Linked DNA regions of Homo sapiens: region 2 is linked to region 1. A link is a contact called in ENCODE Hi-C data. All regions are on one chromosome and are shown on one strand. Each heading gives the region's core, a stretch centred on a gene start or an enhancer-like site at or near the end of the contact. The rest is flanking DNA. Distances are from core to core; before and after follow the strand shown.

Region 1 (3,102 bases), core at 297-2,796:
GCCCTGAAGGAAATTCAGCAGGGTTAAAAAGAGATATGGCCAATGTTTACTAAACACTTAAACTGTGACCCAACACACTCACCCAGTACTGTAAGTACTCACTTAATGTCATCAACAGATTTTTGGAAACTGACTGTAAGCAAAATGACATATAACAAAACCATTTTTACCATAGGCCAATTGATATAAACAAAAGTTAAGTTCCTATAACATATTTCTGGTCACAAAAACATCACCAAACTCCTAAATACAAACCAAAACACTTCTAATATTAAACATTGAAATAAATGGGAGCTATACATACATTTAAGGAAGATTAATAAAAACAAGTAAGATAGTTATTTACCTAATTATTCCAGTTCAGGGTCGAGGGTGGCTGAAGCCTATCCCCTCAGCTCAGGGTGCAAGGTGGGAACCAACCCTTGGACACGACGACATTCCATCGCAGGGAGCACTCACACTCACACTCAGACAGGAAACACAGACAAGGCCAATTCATCCAGCCTGCACTGAGATGTGGGAGGCAGTACCCTGGGGTACCTGGTGAAAACCCATGCAGACGTGGGGAGAAGGGGCAAGATCCACACAAACAGTAGCCCCGGTAGGAAATTATTATTTTTTCTCATCAAGTTATACAAAATGACACTGAACGAAAAAATGCGATTCAAGGACCTGCTGTACTGTACTTTTTGCTCTGCCAGTCAGGTGCGATCGCTGGCTTTCTTTGAGCACCTATGAACAAGAGGTAGCATGCCCAAGTCCACGTGGGAGATACAGCGGCCCCACCCTTAAGGGACTTAGAGCATGGCGGTGGGACACATGTGGTGCAAGCTTGCTGAAAGTTTAGTGTGCTGGGAACTTTGAACATACAGGCAGGGCTAGTTAACAAAGTATATCTTTTACTTAGAGACATCGACGAGGAATATCTTAGGCCGTCCAATAAGAATGTAAGCATTTCATATTTTATTCCCTATAAAGAAAAAAGAATGGAGGCGAGAGGAAATGAAATGAAGCAATTATCGCAAAACCAGTCAGTGTCCCCGCAGGCCACCCAAGGACAAGCCTCCGGGAAAGAGTAACTCAATCCCAGTTTGGAGGGTGAAACTAAGAGTGAATGGGAAGCCAGCATCTTCCTAATACAAAAGCACAGTTTACCGTCCCCCTCAGCCAACATGCGGCTGAAGGGAAAGCCGCGGGGCGTACCTTTAGCACGGGACGCTGCTTTGGGGGGATCGCCCTCGACACAGCGCCCCTCCCGGCACCTGGCCAGAACCTCCCAGGGCGAAGGTCGGGGCCGAGAAGCTTGTGAGTACCGGGGCAGTGAGGGAGGGATCCCTAAGTGCAGGGCGCACACACGGGGCGGAGACCTGGAGGCGGCAGCACCGCGCCCCCAGGGCTCTGCCCAGCTAGCCACTCGCAGCACAGAGAAGCGCGCCCGCAAGACAGCGCAGCCTCCGCGGGCCGGAGGAGGCGGGGCCGCGGCAGGCAGAGGCAGGGCCGGGCAAGCCCTCGCTCCCCGCCGCCTGACGGGAATTGTAGTTCCTGGGAGAAGCCGGGCTGCCTCACGAGGCACTAGGAACTACATTTCCCGGTGAGAGAGCGGCTCCGGCCGGCCGCGCGGTACCGGAGCGTCGCACTGTCAGCGGCCAGAGAGCCTGGGGCAGATCGAAAAGGGAGTGCTTCTTCCCTTCTCTCCGCGCTCTGGCGGTGCAAGCGGCTCTGCTTTCCCTCGCCCCGCCGTCGGGTGCTCCCTGCCCGCCTCCCCGTGTCAGCTTTCCCTGGGCCCCGCCGGGAAAGTCTGGGCCTCGAAATTCGAAGGCAGCGGCGGCTGCCCAGCACGGGAGTGTGGGGCGCGCCACTCGGCGGCCCAGCCTACCCAGGGCCCGGCCCGCGCCTCCATGGGCCCGACCCGGAAGCCCAACGTGTGCAGCCGGCTGAGTCGCCGGGCGCTGGGCTGCTTCTCGCGCGACGCAGGCGTGGTGCAGAGGACCAACCTGGGCATCCTGCGGGCGCTGGTGTGCCAGGTGACCGCCAGCCGGCCGGGGCGGGACGGAGGGCCGCGGGCGCGCGGCGGCCGAGCCTCCTGCGGGGATGCGGTTTTAACGCGCTGGGGCCTCCCTTTATAGGGTCACATGTGATGGGGAGGAGGATACAAGCCCGGAATCTGGGATAGGTGGTAATAGGGCCACCAGCTGCTTTTAGTTTTACGCTTCTTATGTCTTACCTGGAAACAATTATTCTAAAAGTTGGTCACCTCATTAAGCCAAAACATGAGGGCAGAGTGGAGGAAGGATGCAAAAAGTTTTAAAATAATATAGGTGACATTATGTTGCTTTGAAAATTTAAAATCTAACTTAAAGCCTAAGAGTTCTTTCCTGAACGGAAATTCTTTATGTCTTTTAGGAAAGTACTAAATTTAAGAATGTCTGGACAACTCATTCCAGGTCACCTATAGCCTATGAGAGAGGAAGAATATATTTTGACAATTATCGGCGCTGTGTCAGCAGGTAACTTTTTATTGATAATTTTGCTGTAATTCACCTCACTGTTGATCTTAACTATAATTTGTATAGAACCACATGCCTACATTAGTGCCTAGTGAAATAGAATGAAAAAAATGGGTCCGAAATAAGACTAGGCAGTAAAAAATGCATGTAATTTTAAAATCTTGTTAAATCTAAAGTTGCAGGTGTCATTTTTGTAAATACCAACTTAAAGCAAAACTACAGTGCAGGCAAAACCACAGATTGTTCAGAGTACTGTTTAGTGTTTAGTCTACTTATACCACAGTCAAGAAATCCAGTTGCCAATCAAATAATTAGATGCTGCTTTGGAGAATTGATGGATTGTGTTTTGGAAGTACTTGCCTTTTTTTTTTTTTTTTAGAGAAATTTTTTCAAACAAAAGCCTAGTATTTAGAGATCCAAAATGTTTAACAGTCAGCCTCATCCACAACTGTCCAACATGAGGGGGGAAGGAAAGCCACAATGCATCCCCATATACTCATTACCCAGATTCAAAAACTATCAAGATTTGCCACATTTGCTTTATCTAACCCACTTTTCCTTTTGCATGACCTCTTTTAAAGCATATTCTAAACAT
Region 2 (3,102 bases), core at 173-2,672, 7.0 Mb after region 1:
AAGAACCCTAGGAGGATCCTAGGGTATGAGAAGAGCCATGCAGGATCCAGCCATCCGGCTGGGTAACTTTTTAGTTTCTAAGCTTCCTTGGTATGTGGGGAAGAGAAAATTAGGAAGAGAATCAGATGCAGCTGAAAAGCCCTAACGACCTGAGATGAGAGGTCTCAGTTTCAGAGCCTGTTCCTCACAGCTGTCTGGCAAAAAGAGAACTTTTCCGAACTGAAAAGCAACACCAAGTATTGACTGCCAACCCACTCGGTCATCCAGGTTAACTGTGTATACAGACCTGTGCAGGTTATGTCACCAACGGTTACTCTGAAGGTGAAAGTGGGCACGTGTATTTGCACATCAGATCTTTCACATTCATAAACTGGGATGTTCTTGGTCTTCATGCCGTATTCGTGTAATACCTGAATCGGTGTTTTCCCTGGCTTAGCTGTTATCATCTTCCCCAAACTGCAAAAACCACAAAAAGGTGTGCTTTGCATGCCAAATTGGAGATTGAAGCAGAAGCGTAGAGGCCAGTTTTAACCGCCACCGACGGTGACGAGGGAGGCGCCGAGTTCCCCGGAGGCCAGGGCCAGAGCTGGCGAGGCTGGGGCGCACCTGTCTTCCGGCCCCGCTGCGGCAGTCACTCCGCAGGAGCAGGCGGGGTGAGCGAGGTCTTTAGAGAGAGCACTTGAATGCGGGTAGGAGAGATTCTCAACAGAACAGGGCTGGCAGCAGCGCCGCAGCCTCTCAGGGAAAACCTGACGATCCCTTCCCGGGCGCGCCGACCGAGCGTCACCTCCGCCCGCCCCGCGCGCCGCCAGGGACCACGAGAGGGGCGGGGCCCGGCCGCAGACCCCAACCCTCGCCGCCGAGAGGGCGGGGCCGAGCACCCACAGCCGCGGAGGCGTGGGCGCCGGGCACGGCTTTACCCAGAATGCCTCTGGAGGGCCGGCTCCCCGCGCCCCGGCCCTGCCGCCCAACGCTCCCGGCCCTGGGGCCCTGACTGCCCGCACGCTGACCTGAAGGTCCCACTGTCCTCGCGCTCCAGCGGCGGGGCCTCGGCGCGGTGCCTGCTCTGGGACATGGCGAGAAGGGACGGCTCAGCGGCTGGAGGAAGAGCGGTGCGGAGCGACGTGCTCGCTCCCCGGGTCGCTGGTCCCCGGGAGGAGCTCCAGCGCCGCCACCTCCTCCGACTCCCCCGCCTCCTGCTTGCGTTGCTCCAGCGAGGGGGCAGGCAGGGTGGGGGCGGAGCCTTGGTGCCGTAGCTCCGGCTACGCCCCCTCGCTGCTCCTCTGCGGGCCTCCGTCCCGGCCCAACTCCGCCCCTGTCCCTTCCAGGGTCCGCCCCCTTCCCGCCCGGCTCCGCCCCGCTCCCGCGTGGGCACAGGCATTGGGCTCCCGGGGGTTCTCCGCGCCCGCCCCTGCCGGCCCTGACCAGCCTGTAGTAACTGGCCCCTAGGCCGCAGTTCTTTGTCCTTAGCAGGAGGCCGTTTCTTGCCGGGAGAGAGGGATTAGAGGGATTGTCCGGCGTGGGTCTAGGGTCGTTGAGGCCTAAAGTTAAGCCTTTGTGGGGAGGACGGATTGGGGGCTGGGTCACTTTAAGAAAAAGATTCTAAAATTACGAAGGCAGAATTCCAGGGAGTCTCCCGGGCCTGGTCCTGAAGCTTGAGACCCCGGATATATACGCTCCAGGGGGCTGCGGTGCGCTCTTCGGGTCCCCGAGCCCTGTGTTTAGGAACACGCGGGGACGTCCAAACACCCGCTCCTCTCCCGCCGGGCGGGCTCCTTTGTCTTCTGGGCTTTCGTCGCGAGATGGAACGCTGGGTCAGTGCATCCCAGCAAAACACGTTAGGAGTAAACGAAGGCCTTTCCGGGGACCTGGGTAGTCGGTTGTAATGGCGTTTGCCTGGGATGCAGCACCTTTGGTGGGCCATTAGATGACGTGTCGCTTCTCCAGGGGCTTGCTAGGCACTAGCAGAAATGCTCCCCTGTGCTTACTCGGTGTTATGGAAGATTGCTTGCACAATGCTATTCGTACGAAAGGATATTATTAAAAGTGATTTATGGGCGGGCGCGGTGGCTCACGCCTGTAATCCCAGCACTTTAGGAGGCCGAGGCTGGCGGATCGCCTGAAGTAAGCAGTTCGAGACCAGCCTGGCCAACATGGTGAAACCCTGTCTCTACTAAAAATACAAAAATTAGCCGGGCGTGGTGGCATGCGCCTGTAATCCCAGCTACTCGGGAGGCTAAAGCAGGAGAATCGCTTGAACCCGGGAGGCAAATGTTGCAGTGAGCCGAGATCGCGCCACTGCACTCCAGCCTGGGCGACAGAGTCAGACTCCCTCTCAAAAAAAAAAAAAAAAAAAAAAGCGATTTGTTGTTTTGTTAGCATGTAAGCCCTGGATGCTTGAAACAAGTGAAAGATGTTCAGAATCTAATCAAATTATATCATCTGATGCTTTAATTAGAGCCTATTCTCTCTTCCTCTCCGTCTATATATGTATGTATATAGATTACTATCCATCACTGTTTTAATGGATATCTTATTGGAAGGGCTACATAGTCAGTATTTCACAATATATGAACTCCGCATAACACCTATGGCAAAACATTTCAGCACTCAGGTAAAATTCATTTTTTGCCACAAAATTACTTAAAAACAGGCCAGAACTTTATATAGCTCTTGTTAAAGGTTAAGTAGCTGGGATAATAATGAAACAAAAAGATGCAGCAGGACTCCATTTCAAAGAGAGAGAGTCTGTGTGCCCAACTTCAGAGTAAGAAACCACTAGGTAATAGTTTATATAGTTACTTATATGTAATGTGGCTTTATTTTTTAAATAAAGATTTGCATATAATTGTTTATATCTGTGAATTTATATTTAATATTAAACACAGTTTTGTAAGCATATAAGATGGAAAATGAATGAAATGCTCAATCAATGAGCTGTATGCCATGAGGATTCAAAACAGCACTTTGGTGTTGCCAAAATTCCGGTGGTGGACTTGTGAAGGAATTCCCTTTGGACTAGGTCCACTGTAGATTGTATCCGGGACTATCGTTAGTGCCTAAATTGCATTGCTTCCCACAGCACTATATGCTTCCCTTAAA

Evidence for each region. A loop is a pair of places that touch in the nucleus more often than their neighbours do. Pooled maps may share reads with other maps.
Region 2: a loop to region 1 is called in a pooled map, with 16 times the contacts of the local background. The contact joins the promoter of PJVK here to the promoter of DCAF17 in region 1. A Hi-C loop is called at or near these places in 4 of 50 pooled maps.

What each region holds. Positions count from the first base shown.
Region 1 is chr2:171,432,680-171,435,781 of GRCh38, forward strand. DCAF17 (DDB1 and CUL4 associated factor 17) reads left to right here and starts at 1,547. Exons shown (of 14, transcript NM_025000.4): 1 at 1,547-2,024; 2 at 2,404-2,507. The coding sequence starts at 1,899. It overlaps METTL8 (methyltransferase 8, tRNA N3-cytidine), which reads right to left and starts at 1,311. Exons shown (of 10, transcript NM_001321154.2): 1 at 1,204-1,311. RefSeq lists enhancers at 545-714, 692-1,252, 925-994, 1,814-2,373 and a silencer at 1,305-2,214.
Region 2 is chr2:178,449,956-178,453,057 of GRCh38, forward strand. It overlaps PJVK (pejvakin), which reads left to right and starts at 1,423. Exons shown (of 7, transcript NM_001042702.5): 1 at 1,423-1,814. It overlaps PRKRA (protein activator of interferon induced protein kinase EIF2AK2), which reads right to left and starts at 1,220. Exons shown (of 8, transcript NM_003690.5): 1 at 1,011-1,220; 2 at 287-456. The coding sequence starts at 1,075. RefSeq lists an enhancer at 376-950 and a silencer at 713-1,492.